Linked DNA regions of Mus musculus: region 2 is linked to region 1. Evidence: chromatin loops called from intact Hi-C (ENCODE). Cell type or tissue: heart. All regions are shown on one strand. Each heading gives the region's core, and the rest is flanking DNA. Links, peaks and the distances in the headings are about the cores only. Region 1 overlaps Usp13 (ubiquitin specific peptidase 13 (isopeptidase T-3)). Region 2 overlaps Usp13 (ubiquitin specific peptidase 13 (isopeptidase T-3)).

Evidence for each region. Peaks named below come from ENCODE experiments on the same cell type or tissue, not always from the same donor. Only the 100,000 strongest peaks of a DNase experiment are listed, where the experiment ranks them.
Region 2: it touches region 1 in a loop (2.2-fold over the local background); 2 of 42 quality-filtered maps call a loop at or near these places.

The regions. Positions count from the first base shown.
Region 1 is chr3:32,905,395-32,913,723 of GRCm38, reverse strand. It overlaps Usp13 (ubiquitin specific peptidase 13 (isopeptidase T-3)), which reads right to left. Exons shown (of 21, transcript NM_001013024.2): 13 at 8,260-8,329; 14 at 2,063-2,151. Among named protein-coding and RNA genes, the nearest start is that of Gm34153, 62 kb to the left of the region's middle. In heart, for the core only: a CTCF peak has its summit at 3,314 (motif pointing left); no DNase peak of the experiment used is centred there; H3K27ac peaks cover 2,766 bases.
Region 2 is chr3:32,819,089-32,827,417 of GRCm38, reverse strand. All of the region lies in intron 1 of Usp13 (ubiquitin specific peptidase 13 (isopeptidase T-3)), which reads right to left. Among named protein-coding and RNA genes, the nearest start is that of Usp13, 5.6 kb to the right of the region's middle. In heart, for the core only: no CTCF peak of the experiment used is centred there; a DNase peak (open chromatin) is centred at 4,657; H3K4me3 peaks cover 2,688 bases; H3K27ac peaks cover 3,470 bases.

The DNA.
Region 1 (8,329 bases), core at 237-8,236:
TTCCCCTCAGCTTCCGTTCTGGACAATGGTGGCTGCTGTGACCATTTCACACTGATGCCACTGCTCTGAACTGCCCCAAACATGAACAGCATGCTTATGGAAAAGCACATCTTCCTAACCCATGTCGTAAGGCACAGCGGAACCCTCCGAGAGGGTGGCTCGTGTACCCTTTACCCAGCAGCTCTCCTTTCCTGGGTGCTGCTTCCCCTTCCTTGCACATCTGAGTTCGAAAATCCTAATTGATACTTTTTCTCGAATGGTGACAGTGACTGTGATGATGCTAAGTTATAAATCACAAAGCTCAAAAGAACCTGGCTGAACCTTAAGTGTCTTAAGCATCCGTGGCTGCTCTGGGAGAAAAATAAAGCCCTCATGCCTCAGTTGCCACTACATTCGACTTGCTCAAATGCAAGATTTATAAGCCTAACAGCTGCTGCAAGGCAGTGCTGCAACCTATGCAACTAGGAATAGAAATGAGTCTAAGTACAACTTAGCTTTGTCCTTCAGACCTGGAGACCAACTGCCTCCAAATGACGCCAAATATGTAAATCCTATTTAAGACAACAAGGCAGGTTGGGCATGGTAGCACATGCCTGTAAACATAGAACTTGGGAAATGGAAGCAGGAAGATCAGAAGTTCAAGGCTACCCTCATCTGCACAGGTGAATTCAAGGCTACCCTTGGCTACATAAGATCCTGTCTCAAAAAAAAAAAAAAAAAAACAACTAAACAAATAAATGAAACAATAACCCAAGAACAAAAGCTAAGACAGAAGAGTTAAATTTTAAGGACCAGTAAAACTAAACACAAGGTCAGATTCACAAAACGGACACAACTGTTCCTTAAGAGAAAAATCCAGGCCCTACCTTGAGATTCCTTTAAACCTTGGTCAATAAAATCCGGCTTCCTTTTTGTTCCTTCACAAAAATTCAAAAGGAAAAGCAAGCAAACAAACAAACCAAAAACCCCGTCCACAGCAATCCAAAGCCTGAATGGGTCAAAATTCTCAAGTATCTCAACCTTCTCAGAGGCCAGTGGAGAACAGAGTGGTCAGCACCCTGCCCTCAGACCCCCTCTGCTCCCTAAACTCTCCCAGCAAGAAAATCAAGGGTCTCCTGGGCACTGGGAATAGCTCAGCACAAAGGGTGATAAACTGGCACTCTGTGCCCACCAGCACCAGGCCTCCTCAGAAATCATGCTGGCTGTTCTTCCTTCTGTCTCCAGGTCCCCTTCTACCCGTGTTTGGATGACTCTTAAGGCTTTCATCGTTTTGTTGTGTAAGTGCCCAAAAACAAGTCTGTAAGAGACTGGCAGTTTGAAGTCCTTGCTAGAGAAGCTACACGGAGTGAGATGCAAATCCTTGCACAAGCCTGGAGGTCACTTAAGACTGCTCACATTCAACCCTGGTGGCTAAGGAAATGGTCTTTATGCCTTATCTGGAAAATGGGCCTCCCACACTGACCAAGGACCTTGAGTATTGATGAAAAGGCAGCCAGTGAAGCCCAAACCACATCCTTCTATCAACTGTCCAAATCCAATGTTTCCAAGTGGTTGGGAGGAAAATGTGTATGATTTAGATGAATATCACATACATATAGTACTGCTGTATCTCAGAGGCAGGGAAGGGTGCTAAGAGGAAGTTATACCTCCAGCTACCTACTACTACAAGTGTGGCGTCTGGACTGTCAATGCCAACACCATGCGGTAGGTTAGAAACATGGTCGCTCAGCCCACCTACACCTGCCAATCAGGATCTGCATTTTCCAAAGATCCCAGGTGACCTGTGTGCACAGTAACTTCTGAGATGCGCTGTCGCAAGGAGTGTACTTCCCCTCTGAGAACCTGATCCTCCCAGAGCTCAGTGGTGAGGGTGTGGTTAGCATATGGTGTTTCTTATGGTAGTGTTTCTCCTAGATTCTGGGTCCAGAGAAACCTGGGAGTAACAGAGGAAACAATGGGGTGGAAGGGACGGGGCAGACGTTCCCACAGCCTCTTTCACATGCCATGTCTGGTTAGGTGGCTCACTCTATAGTTTAAGCGAAAGCATGCAAAGGATACCTACCAAATTTTCTGGGAACCCAGTCAAGACCAAAAGTGAACTTCTTTATCTGCACTACCAAGTATTCAGGGAATGAGGCAAAGCGAGAAGTTCTGGGAAACACAAGGGGAGGAGATCAATCAAACAAGGAAGAAAAGAAAGGCTATTGCTGTCCATGGCTCACAGGCAGCTTTGTCTGGGGCTCCTGGCAATGCCAAGGACTGCCCTGAGAAGGAACCAACCAACAGTCAGTACACCGGTACTCGCACACTCGCTCCAACCCCCTGGCTTCTCTGCCGCAGAAAATGCTGACTGGGGACACAGTAATCACTGGGTGCAGCTATCTCACAGTGACTGCTTTGCTGCAGTGCTCTGGAAAGTGTGCCTAAACCACTTGATTTCCCAGCATTCTTGGAGTGTTTTTACCTGTGTATGTATCTGTGTGTGTTCTCAGTCAAGCACGCACCATGTCTGTGACATTCCCTACGTGGTGCAGAGAAGCCAGCCTCACTCCTCCTGGGCATCACTGTCTCACAGCAGTGGACTGGTGCAAGGGAGGGTTGCCAGAACTCGGGTTGAGGCTGACCATTACAGAGTCTCTTTGAATACCAGGATCCCGGGTAGCACGGGTCCTATAGCTAGCTCTCTCTATCTAAACCTAAGCCTTATCTTTTAAAAGATTTTAGCTTATGTGTATGGGTGTTTGCCTGCACGTGTGTATATGTACCATGTCTGTGTCCACAGACCTAAGAAAAGCAGGTCATGTCCCCAGGAACTGGAGCTACCTGTGGTTATGAGACACCATGTAGGTCCTGGGAACCAGACCCTGGTCCTCTGCAAGAGCGGCAAGTGCTCCTGCCCCTGAACTTGACATTTTTAAATTAACACTGAGTTAATTCTGAGTTCACTTCAAACTGAAATACAGAGTATTCTAGGCTTGGCTTTATCACTTTTATGCACACACTGACTGTTCTAATTGCACATCAAATCCATGCCTCTCAGTGCCCGAATCCCACTCATTCGGTCACCAATTATGTCTTTCCAGCACCTCTTTCTATTTGCCTGTCTATGTAAACAGACAAAGAGCCACATTGTTTCCCAGCCTTTGGGCTAAAATCATGTACAGACAATGAGCCAGAGATGGTACAATAGGTCCCCTTTAAAATAGAAGGCTCCGAGCTTTCTCCTCCAAACCTCACTGTTGAATTAGAGCCATTGCCTTCTATCTGATACACATCTTTTTAGGTCTGAACAAACTCCAATGTATTGCTGCCCTCTGGTGCAGAATAGTAGACACAGCACAGGGCTGACCATGGGCAAAGAGTAGAGAAGTATGGCTTTAAGTCTTCAGTAGGCTCGTAATTTACTCCAGATCCGGGGGAATCTCTGGCCCCTCTGAGGCTCGTTTTACATCTGGAAATGATCTTACTCGTGGATGTGCTGTCAGGGTTGTTCAGTGCTTTCTCGCCCTTGTGAAAACCCCTTGACACACCAGACTGTACTGTACTGAGGAAGTGGAGTGAATTCCATCATCCCTAAAGTTTCGGACACTGAACTGGTCTGTCACTGACCTGTATCTTCCCTGCTCTGTCTCAAGTTCTCCCTCAGAAGGACAGTAGATGAGAACAGGCCTCAATGCAAGGCAACTATGAGAGCTCAGCCTTGCAAAGGGATTGATCTAGGATTATCCTGGCTCTCTGAAGAAACGTACAGTCCCTCCAATTGGGTTCTCTGGCTGCCTGAGAAGCCTAAATATATATCATTCTCATTTAAATGAAGCCAAGACTTCCAGTTTACAGAAAGTCAACAAAATTCACCTGCTATTATAGCATTTTCAACTAATGAAAAAAGTTATCTTTCAGCTACAGTGTGTGAGTGTGTATGTGTGTGTATGTGTGTGTGTGTGTGTGTGTGTGTGAGAGTGAGAGAGAGAGAGAGAGAGAGAGAGAGAGAGAGAGAGAGAGAGAGAGACAGAAAGAGACAAAGAGAGACAGAGAGGGACAGAGAGAGACAGAGAGGGAAGAGAAGAGAGAGAGAGAGAGAGATGCTCATGTATGTGTCCATCAAAGGTCAACAATCAGTGGGTGTGTTTCTTCCTCTCTCACTCTCCACCTTACTTTTATGAGACAGTCTCTACTGTCCCTGGAGCTCAGATGAGAGTGGCTAGCCAGTGGGAGCCCGGGATGTGCCCCTGTCCTCATCCCAGTACCATGTTTACAGCCATGCCCACCGTGCTCTGCTTCTGCACAAGCCACACCAGATCCCACACAGGCAAGCTCTCATTCCTAAGCAGCAGTCTTTACCACTGAGGCCTCTCCTCTGCCCAGACCTTCTCACATTAATATCAAATCTGGGGTAATCTCATTAAATCAATGGTATGCAAATGGTGACTCTGGAGCCAGGAAAGTTGCTGACTCTATGCTAAAGAGCTGTGTGAAAATAAGGTATGGGCAGTGGATTAGTTGGAGGTTGGGACAGAAGGTGGAGGAACAATTAAGGAATGACTCTGTAGTGGGTAACTACCAACCATTCAAAAATATCTTAAACTCAACCACACTGCATTTTGTTCCACATATATCTCAGGTTTGTCTCAAGAGCAATAAGAATCTCCACTCAGTAACAGGAGTTCGCGGACATCAAGTTACAGTTAAATCTGACAATATTAAACTGGGCTTTGCAAATGGGTTGGCAGTTGTACAATGTCTATTAGCACTGCTCACTCATTACAATTAAGACTCACATGTTATGAAGACATCTTATTATGAAAAAACAATGTAAGCTGCAATAACTAACATGGTCTACTCCACAGCATTGAAAATTGGCTAAGTCAAAAAGAGTACTAGCCCCTTTCTGGTAAGTGCACCAAAAATGCCATTAGTCAACTATATGCAAACCTCATGACCCACAGCAAATACACATGCACATGCGCACACACATTCACAAAAGATCACAATAATGACAGTGACAACAGCTGCTGACAGGTACATGCAAGGCATCTATTCTGTTCAGCTCCCTTAGGCATCAGTTCTATAAATAAAACCCTTCTGTTATCCCCGCTTTACAGATAGGAAAAGGGGCACTGGCAGGAGCGTTAGCTGCCCAAGGTCACATTCCAGCTGATGGAGAGAGTCTGCTCTGGGGCCCACACTATGCTCCTCTCTCCCAAGTGACAAAGTGTAAGTGGGACTCTCCCCACAGCCACACTGGACAGGAGTGGGGTCTTGTCCAGCACTCTGCCTAGAATGAGCTGTAATATTTGGTAGGTAAATGGATGCTCCAAACAATACCGGGCTTCCCTGACACAGCCTGTCAGGATCGTTTTAGAGCAGTGGCTCTCAACCTTCCCAATGCTGTGACCCCTTAGTACAGTTCCTCATGTTGTGGTGACCCCCAATCAAAAAGTTATTTCATTGCTGCTTCATAACTCTAATTTCACTTCTGTTATGAATCAGAATGTAACTATCTGGTATGCAGAATAGCTGATATTTGAACCTGTGAAAGAGTCATTCTCTCAACAAAAGGAGTCTCAACCCCGATGTTGAGAAGCATTGATGTAAAGAACCATTATGTCTGGTCCATCCTGACTTATAGGCCTACCTAGATCAGCCCACTCTTTCTTTCTTTGTGTTTGTTTGTTTGTTTGTTTTTAATAGAGAGATATACTATGCTGTCCAGGCTGATATTGAACTCTCTCTGTTGTCTAGGCTGGCCATGAGCTTGCCAATCCTCCTGCCTCAGCTTTCCAAGTTCTGGGATCACAGGTATGCACTACCCCACCTGGTCACCAAGGATACAAGCCTTTTGCCTTTTTCTGGATTTTCGGGCTCAGGGTCTAACAAAAGGAAGGTTCAAACTGACATTAACAAAATGCCAGCAGCATCACAGCCTACATTATAAAAAATAAATTAAAACTAAAAAATCCCCAGAAGTTCACTAGCTGGCTTTGCCAAATGCCAAAACAAGCATTTGAAACTATAAAGTACATAAGGACTGCTAAGCATGGCTGTATGTGGACTCGGTGGATTACGTGGGTAAACCCAGGATAGAAGTGCCATCCCTGAGTGCCATCAGACCAGCTTAATCTCACAAGCATGCCACTTACTGGACAACTGCTTCTCCTTTTATTGCCCCATCTCTAAAGCGGGAGACCACTGGAGCTTACCCCGCACTGCTAAGACCATATTAAATGTGATAACTGATGGGTGGGAGTTTGGGCTACAGCAAGACCCTGTCTCAAAACACAAGAGTAGTCTGGAAAGAAAACAGTTGATAGCAGGTTCATCCCAAGCTCCTAGGTAGGCAGTAAGTAGTAGGTATGTTAGTAGCTCTAGCCTTCTTTTCTAAAGGATGGTTACTTTAGATAATAACAATTGCGATACAACACTAATTCTTCTTGAGCATAGAAACAAGCATATAGGGGCCGAGGAGACGGCTTTTGGATGAAGACCTCGCCTCACAGGTTTAGGGATCTGAGTTTAGATACTCCCAAATTATGTAAAGCCAGGCAGTGATATATCTCAGTCACCCAGTGCTCCCTCAGTGAGGTGAGAGATGGTTGTCTTCTGACTTCCACAAGCAGAAAGAGGTGTGTGCCTGTACGCATGGCACATGCACACTCATGCATGCACACACAGAGACAAAGACACACACACACACACACACACACACTCAACAGCTCCTGCAACAAAACTTACCTAAGGAAAGACAGCTGATAACAGAATGAATGCTATTAATGCTCATTTGCATGTGCACCTTCTCAAACTTTTTAAATAAGAATGGGGCCTTTTGTTTTATTTTGCTTTGGTTTGTTATTTTGGAGGTTTATTGGGGGTGGTGGTTGTTTGTTTGTTTTTGTTTTTGATTTTGCGTTGACATGGTTGTGGGCCAGGTTTTGGCCTTGTTTTGTTTTGTGTAGTTTAAAAAATCAAGCCTAACCCCCACCCCCACTCCCCCACAAGCACTAAGCAGGAGCTCCCGCACTGAGATGTATTTCTATGAGGTAGTTTTGTTTTCCAATTTCTGATGCCCTGTAGTCTGGTCTGAAGCAAAGCAGGGTCCTGCAGGTGCTGCATACAGCAACTGACAGCAGACTTGGCTACTAGGCTGCAGGGCGGGGGAAAAAGCCAAAAACAAGCAGCCATAGCGCTCCATCCTTCACTCTGTCAACTGAGAGCTAGGTCTCACCCTTGAAAGGAGGGGCCAAAGAACATTTCAGAAACAAGCTTCCAAGAGCTGGGAATATAGCTCACTGATAGAGTGCTCACTGAGCATCTATAGAACCTTGGTTTAATCTCCAGCACTGAAAGGGGTTGTAGAGAAAGAAAAAGCAGACGAATGAAGTCCTAACAAAGAGGTAAAACAGAGGGACAAAGAACTGAGTGCACAGAGCTCCCAGGAGCCCTTTATTCTATGTCTCTACATGCACTCTCTCCCCAACTCACGTGGCAATATGAAGTGTTTTGGCAAGAACTGTCAGAATCAAATCAATTAAGGTATCAAGTGGAGAGAAGAAAATACATGTGCCTGACAACCAGGCTCACAATATGAGCATGAGAAATCTCCTGACTCAGGCGTAAGCAGCTCACCAAGCAAAGGTTCACGCCAACCCGGCATGCCCAAGGCTTCCCAATCAACCAAGGCCTGTGCTAAAACTTAACCATAAGATTACAAGATAATGCCCTGGCATTTACATATGGAAGGCTGCCAAAAGCAATTCTGTGACCTCTTTACCAGTAATCATTCTTGCCATGTGGGTATAAGGGTGTTTCTCAACCCTACTCTACTCTCTTGGCAAGAAGAAGGGAGGGAGGGAGGGAGGGAGGGAGGAAGGGAGGGGAGGAAAGAAGGAAGGAAAGAAGTAAAGAAGGAAGGAAGGAAGGGAGGGAGGGAGGAGAGAGGGGGAAGGGAAAGGAAAGGAAAAGAAAAATATTTCAACTACAAATACAAAATAAACCATAATTCTGCTTTATTTAAAAAAAAAAAAAAAAAAAAGAGGTGGACACTCCTAATCCTAGAGCATAACCCAAATCACAGGATTGTCTTACTGGTCAGCCTTAGCAAGTGAAGTGAAGGGCAGCTACAGATGTATATCACAACCCATCTCACCCTCATGAACAAGCACTCGAGGACTCTCAGAACACCCACGCCCCTCCCCAGCCTTTTTCGGCCCCTACCTCACTCACTAGGCCCCTCTTTCCCCATCAACAGCCTGTCTTACTCACTTGACCCCTGCAGACTTGGCCTGCAGAGCGCTGCTCCAGAAATCATCCACATTGTCTGGTTCAGCAAAGG
Region 2 (8,329 bases), core at 59-8,058, 86 kb after region 1:
GTCTGGCCTTATTGGAGTAGGTGTCACCTTGTTGAGGTAGGTGTGTCACTGGAGTTGGACTTTGAGGTTTCAAAAGCTGTACTAGGCCAAGTATCTCTCTCTTCCTGATGCCTGTGGATCCAGATGTGTAACTCTCAACTTCTCCAATACCATGTTGGCCTTGTGTGTCACCATGCTTCCCACCATGCTAATAATGGACTAAACTGCTGAACGTGTAAGCTAGCCCCAATTAAATGCTTTCTTTTAAAAGAATTGCCATGGTCATGGTGTCTCTTCACAGCAACAGAACCCTGACTAAGACAGGTTTATGCAGAACAGCAGGAAGCCAGGTATGACAGGAACCAGAAAAACACAAGTCCTAAGCTGGGAACTCAAACCTCCCACATATGTACAGAAATGAAGCCCCTCCTGAGGTCACATGGCAACTGAAAGAAGGGGCTGGACTGAACCCAGGCTAGCCTGATCCCCAAGGCTGCCTAGTGTGTCTGCGAAGCAGATGTCATTTTGCTGGCAGGAGCTGGGTGGGCGGCTGTTGGCAAGCATAGCCGTCGCTGCCAGGGCTTGAAAAAAAAAGAGCAGCTTTTCCTTCCGGGCTGTTGCATTCAAGGCAGGGGGCAGGACAGGGACAGCCACCGGATTCCAGAGAGGTACCTGTGCCAGGCATTCTGTCAGGCTTTCCTGTAGAGAGAAGAAAGGTGTGCCCTTCTCAAAAGTGGCCACTCCTGGCTGAACTTGTTCTATTCAGCCAGTTTCCAAGACCCCATGGACTGAGCTGCATGGAAGATGCCACTGAACTACCTGAAGGGTTGTCAATCCCCTCGGTCTTTGTGCCCTCATCTGCTATGTCCAGGGTCCAAACGGAGAGAAAATTCACGTTCACTGAAGCCCACCATAAAGCCTCAGGCTGGAGACCTGCTATACAATTCAGTGAACCCCAAGTGGCCATGCACATGAGCTTCTTGTCCCCCTTGTCCCCCCTCATCCTCACATCTTGTTCTTCTGTTCTCTTTCTTCCTGGCCAATCAATGTTCTGATCCCCTCAGCAGACCAACAACCCTGTTTCTAAGAACTGCTGAGAATAGACATCTATGGCCAGGTGGCCATGCCTCCTCCAGTCACACCCAAAGCATTAGCCAGTGCGGGGAGGACACTTGGTGTTACTAAGAGAGAGTCTGCATAATTGCAGCCAATTACAAGTGTCCTTTACGGCATTTCTACTTCCTAGCTAATTATATACATGGCGAATCTACTCCAGGATGATTTTAAGTCACATGTATTCTGCCCAGAACAGCTGGGTACACCATAGCCTATTCACATGTCTAACTTCTAGAGAAAGCACTAGCCCAGGCTCCTGCCTAAGGTTCTCTGAGCTTGAGCCAGTCAGAGAAAAGGGGACAAGGATACAATGGGCACTGTTTCCTCCAAGAAACAAGTGACATGATTCAAGGAGCACAGAGGTGGTTGCCAGTCCCTCACAAGTCTAAAGTACTCAAACTAGGCACTACCACATCCCCTGACCTCTGAAGTCCCTGCTTCCTAACTTCCCAGGCTGTACAAACTCAAAGCCCACTTGTATATCCCATCTCATCTTCTTCATGGTCACCTTTGACACACTCCATTACCCAGACCCTGGCCAGGGATCCTCCTCCATCCATGTGCTGTGGGACTCCACTGGGTCATTACCTGCTTCCTCAAGCTCCATTCTCACGGCTATTGTCCTAATAAAGGGATGTCCTCCAGTACAAAAGCAACTTTCTATTTCGATCTTTAACTCTGGGTGTCCAACTACCCCCGACTCCAGGCCTAGTCTACATTTCACTTCTAGAAGAGCAGCCACCTTGTCTCCAGCCTCTCCCCTCACTGCTAAGTGGCCAGCCCATCTAACCTAGTCTTGTTCTAAGACAGGGTCTCATGTAGCCCAGGCTATCCTTGAACTTGCCTACCTAGCAAAGGCTGACCTTGAACTCTTGGTCCTCCTAGCTTCACCTCCCTCGTGCTAAGGTCACAGGCACTTGTCACTACTGCCAGCTCTCCACCAGTTCAAATCTCATCAAGGTCATCAGACTCAGAGTAAGGATCAGACTGCTACCCAGTCTCCCTGCTGACCGGCTCTTCCAGAAGAGAATTTACTATCTCAAACACATGAAAGACCTCCACACCTTCACACCCTCCTCCAACAAAGCTACACATGTGGGACCTCCCGGAGCCAAAGCCAGACACACTGCTTGTTCTCAGGCCTGAAATCTTCGAGTGTACATTTTAAGTGCCATATCAAATAGCCTGTAAGTGCTCTGGGGGAGGGGGAGCTCTAATTGCATAACACATCATAGCTTACATTGCATCGCTGTTACACCCCAGACTCTGAACAAGCCTGAAGAAGTCCCTTAAAGTCCCCAATGCTGGGTGGGCCCATAATGGACACATTAAAGTAGAATGGAGATCTGTTACTTTCCTCCTGCCCTTGGACCTCTGTCTCCTCCACGGACACACCTCCCCCACGGTCACCTACCCCACTGCAGGCTGAATGGTGGGGTCTAAATGAGAAGTGACTCAAAACAAAATGGAGGTGGGGTAAGGGTTTCATGTGGTCCCGGCTGGCCTTGAACTCACTGTGTATCAGGATATAAGCAAGAGGATGATTTTGAACTCCTGTTCCTCTTGCCTACATCTCTCTAGTGCTGGAACTGCAAGCTTGCACTTGCACCCAGTTTTGTGCATTTCTTGAAATAGACCAAAGCTGTGTACATACTGGGCAAGTACTCTACTCACTGAAGCTAAAGGTTTTGATTCCCTTCACTGGAATCACGCACTACCCTGCATCCTAGGCATTGCCGCAGGCCAGTACTGGGCATGCACAGATCTATCACATCCATGTCATTATTACAGTTCCAGTTCTTATTCAGGCACTGTGCCTACAGATAAGGGGGTCTGCGACCAATCACACAGTACTGAACATGAATGACAGCACAGTCCTGGTGGCACCGGGAGAGGCCTGGCCTCTGGTCCTCTCCCCGGGCAATGCCATGGGGTCAATTCTACAAAGCCCCAGAGGCATCTAGAATCACAGTACACAAAACACCCAAGACACTAACTATTCCCTGGCAGCTTAAGGGTCAAACTTAGGACGTGAACAATAGTATAGCAAAATTAGAGTACCACATTGGTAATTTAGTCATGCTTTTCATTCCAAAGCCTATGTTCAGGGTCTTAAGAATAAGCAATCAGAGAAAAAGAGTCAGGATTAGTAACACAGACTTATTGTAAATGGTGTAACTTTTAGTTTTCTGTTATTTCCCTTTGATTCTCTATTCTGGCCTTACATATTCCATGGTTTGGACAATCTGTATTCTACCTAGTGACCAAAAGAAAAAAGAAAAAGAAATGGCATAAAAACAGGGGGAAAAAAAGAAAGGGAGAGCCTAGCCCAGGTTGGGGAGAGGGGTCCTCACAGTTAACACCGGGCCAGCTTTGAAGCATGTCTGGGTCACCCAGGGGAGAGGTGACAGAGAAGGTATTCTGGCTGAAACAGCCAAAACACAGGCAGAGGTGAGGTATGGAACTCCTAACTCTGGAGGGCACCTGAGAGCTAACACAAGAAAGATGGGTCAGCCAGGTAAACTGAGGCGACGAGGCAGAGTCATCTGACCAGCAGCCCTGTGCAGTTCTGGGCATCGAGAATGGTTCCAGAGGAGCGTGTGCAGACTGGAGGGAGAACAAGGTCATTGGTTAAGGAGCTTCTGAAAGACCAAGGGGAGGTCAAAGGTTAGCTGTCTTCCTTAATCATTCCACGCCTTATCTTTTGAGACAAGATCTCTCCCTAAGCCTGGAGCTGGACAATTTAGCTAGACTGGCTGGCCAGCAAGCCCCAGGAATCCTCCTGTCTCCCCAGCACTGGAATGACAGGCACATGCCACCATGCCCAGCCTTCTACACAAACTCAGGTTCGCACATTGCACGGAGGCACTGCTGCCCTGACTGTGCCATCTCCCCAGCTTTTAAAACATGAAACAACTCATCTCCCATGCCATGTCTGTTTCAGAAGATCTGGCTTGGGAAGCAAAAACTCCCAAAACTCTCATTTCTAACCATTCCAGGCAATGGTGACACTTGGTGGACAAGCTCAGGGAGATTCACCAAACCCCTAACAAAGCTTTCCCACAAGTAGATGGGCTCACAGGCCTCCCCTGGTTAGCTAAGTCAGGCCTGACTACCAAGCCCTTCTCCGATAGAATCTTACAAAGACTCCTGGGGAGACAGAGAATCATCAGCATGACGTCACCATCTAAGAACCTTGGGAAATGGAGGAGAAGTTCCTTCTCCACAGAAGTCCTGCTACTGGAAGGAGATGTGAGCTGGTGAATGGCTCCTCTCAGCTGCTGTTGCTCCTGGAAGCCTAGGGGGTTGAAGAAGACTTCCAGAACAAATGCTGAGCTGGTAAGTGAGGGTGTGTCCTGGATCAACACTCGCACAGCAGGGGGAAGGGGGGGGGAGTCTGAAGATAAATACCCTCCCCCTCTTCTGCACCTCCTGTGGAAGACTGGAGGTGCATTCCACAGCTTCCCCTCCCATAGGCTTGTTACCAGCTGCAGTTGGCTTAAGCCAGGGCTTTCCTCCCTTCTTGTTGCTATCCCTTTGCCTTCCCTGAGACAGCCTGCCAACACAAGCTGCCTTTTCCAAAGCCTGCTCTTTGCAGTGATCCAAGATAAGGCCAGGGTGACCGTTAACATTCACTGTCAACTTGACAGGACCCAGAATCACCTGGGAGACAAACCTCTCCAAGGCTCCGCAGAGGGTGGGGGTCTCGGTTGGGTTCAGTGCGGTGGGGAGACACTATCCAGGGCACTGGATTTTAGACTAAAAAAGGGAGAAAAGCAACTAAACACCAGCGTTCACTTCCCAGTTTCCTGCCTGTGGATGTAAGGGGATGAGCTTCCTCCAGTTTCTGCCACCATGACTAGTCCCACCACCTCAGAGGACTGCGCCCTCAACCACAAACCACAACAGGGGCTTTAGTCATGGAGTTTGTCATAACAACAACAGCAACAAACAATGGCTAAGACAACAAGGGCTAGACAAGCAGCTCATTCTGCAGTCGGAGGAGAGCAGTGTGCCCTGAACAGAGAAGCCCCTGTGTAGTCCAAGACTTCACACCTAGTAAATGCTTCAAAAGCAAGAATTAAAGGGATAAAATAAACAGGAAGAAAGCCAGTGTGGAAGGAATGGTACCTAAGTTCAGGTGCCTGGATACACCATAGACTATAAGCGTAGGCCCTCGGGGACAGGATGGAATCAGAAGTAGATGAGAAGGATCCTTGATAAACGCTCACCAGGGGAAAGCAGTATTAGACAAGAAGATGACTGCTGCACAGTGAGAAGCACAAACTGGCCTCACTAGACTACAAAGTACACAGTACACAGCATGAAGGAGCAACTCCACCTCAGAGAGAGCCATGTTGGGTATGTGAAGGCACAAAGTAGATGTGGGACTCAACACAATCCCCACAACCTGCACCTCACGAAACTTTTAACACAGTATCTGACCTCCAGCTCCACTAGGAAGAACATTACAGACTTCATGAGATGAACCAAGACAAGGAGAATTGAACTGAACACACTGAGGCCGGAGGCTAGACCTGGGCAAAACCAAAAGGGCAGGGGAACAAACTTGCCTTTATCATCTGTTCTGTCCTAGACACTTGAGGAGAGGAAGGACCTGGGAAGTACTGAGATGAGTCTAACCCTGTCCAGCTTACTACAGCCTGCAGAGCTCGAACTTGCCTACGGCCTGGAGCCTCCACAATACAAAGGCGTGGACTGCCTTCCTCCAACCTTGCTTTGCAATAGCTACTTTCCAACACTGGATTCAAACTGCCGAGGGGACAACTGGACAGGAGGGATTATTATTTCTTACTCGTGGTCAAGTGTCACCATGGACAAGGAGGAAAGATTCCTTTTCTGTTTGCAAGTTGTCTTCTTAGCTCAACAATAAGCCATGACTCATGTGGGTCCAGCGCTCTCTCTCTCTCTCTCCCTCTCTCTCTCTCTCACACACACACACACACACACACACACACACATGTTAATCAATTAAATAATTTCATTTAAAAATAAAATAGATTGCTAAGCCTGGGCTGATGGCATAGACCTGTGATCCAGCTATTTAGGAGACTAAGGTACAAATATCTCAAGTTCAAGGTCAGTCCAGAGTTCAGAATAATTTCAAGTAAGTTGTCTTGGCAACTCAGTGAGAGCCTATTTTAAATTATAAAAAGATATAGAGGACATAAAAAGATATATGGGGATATAGCTTACTGGCAGAGTACTTGTCTAACATGTATAAGGACCTACACCAAGATCAGGTTCAATGTTAGGGTATGAGGTTAACATGTTAAATCCCAGCTCCTACTACTGTGGGGGGTCTCTGCTCAAGTGTATGGGGACATCTGACACCAGCAAGACAAAAAAATTGCATATATGTGTGTGTACATATATATGTATAATTGATTTATATATATATTTATATATTCAAGTACTTTTTCGGAATTCAAGATCCTCTTTCTACTCCTTTCTTGGTTCTGAAGTTGCATCTTATTTGCTGCTATGATTTGAGTCCATCCCTGTTGCCCACCCCACCCTGTGCTGTGCCCCAGGTGGTAGTACTGTTAAAAGGTGGGGTAACAGAACCTTTGGTGTAGTCTGCCTAGCAGAAATGGGTCACTGGGGGCTATATCTGCTTCTCATGTTGACCTGAGCCTTCTGCTTCCTTAAGTGGCCGCACACTACTAACTGTTCCACCATTCCCTCCCCTCTAACATGGACTGCACTGTACGTGCCAACTTAAATTTTGTCTCTTGGTGGCTGTTCCTGTAGGGATTTTATGTTAGCAGCTAGAAAACTACCACACTCTGCCAAATCGGCCTTTTTGTTTTGCAATACATTATAGGCACACAAGAAGGAGATATTTGTGCTTTGCGTATTGGACCATATAACTCCTCTCCCTTAGAATATCCACCCATTCTAATATCTTCTATCACCTTTAGCTATGAGCCTTTTCAAAACAATCGGAAAGGAGGATGTCTACCCTCACCCCCACCCCAATGTAACTGTTTTTGACCTTCCCCACAAAGCCCCACAACACATATGAACAAAAGTCTTTGCTCTGTTTGACACCATCCAACTGTGTTTCTCACATGTGTGAGCTGGCACTAAGTTAGGTGCTCAAAAAAAAAAAAAAAAAAAAAAAAAAAAAAAAAAACACTGGATCCTCAGTGAACTGCTGAAGTCCCCCAAGAAAAAACTTCTCATTATCAGGCACCATGCTTTAAATGATCGGTTATAAACCCTCGTCATCTTCCCGGAAATACAGATAATGAAATAGGATGATTCATAGCCTGTAAGCAGAACCAGTCTCCCCCAAGGAACATGGCAACACGCATGAACTCATCACGTACATGGACAAGAAGCCTCTAGAGCACTGACTGGCACATGGAGACCCAGAGCCTATCTGTGGAAACCGGTTTCAACAAGCGACTTGTCCTCACCCCTGCTCTCCAGTACCAGTCTACCAGCAAAGCTTGAGAAGCAACCAGTTCACCATAGAGAAAGCCATTTTATGTGTTGTCTTAGTCAGGGTTTCTATTCCTGCACAAACATCATGACCAAGAAGCAAGTTGGGGAGGAAAGGGTTTATTCGGCTTACACTTCCATACTGCTGTTCATCACCAAAGGAAGTCAGGACTGGAACTCAAGCAGGTCAGAAAGCAGGAGCTGATGCAGAGGACATGGAGGGATGTTCCTTACTGGCTTGCTTCCCCTGCTTGCTTATCTTGCTCTCTTATAGAATCCAAGACTACCAGCCCAGAGATGGTTCCACCCACGAGGGGCCTCTCCCCCTTGATCACTAATTGAGAAAATGCCTTACAGTTGAACTCATGGAGGCATTTCCTCAACTGGAGCTCCTTTTCTTATGATAACTCCAGCCTGTGTCAAGTTGACACAAAACTAGCCAGTACATGTGTCCTGAGGAGTTAAGCCACCTTCCAGTGTCTGTAGTCTGTCCACAGCTTAAGACACTAGCCATGCCCCACCCTGGGGGAGGGGGTTCATGTAGCCTACCCAACAGGGTCCACACAACCTGAAAACGGTCTTTCCAAGAGTGTTGTAGGGGATGGGATGCAATGGCGTGCTGACAGTCACCGGGAGTAATGTGTTCAAAGCGTGCCAACTGTTAAATGTAATCTTTCATTCCACTCTACCCGGGTCTTTTTTAAAGATATGAAAAATAAATAATTAACAAATTAGTTAGGTTTGATCCCCAGATCAACCGGAA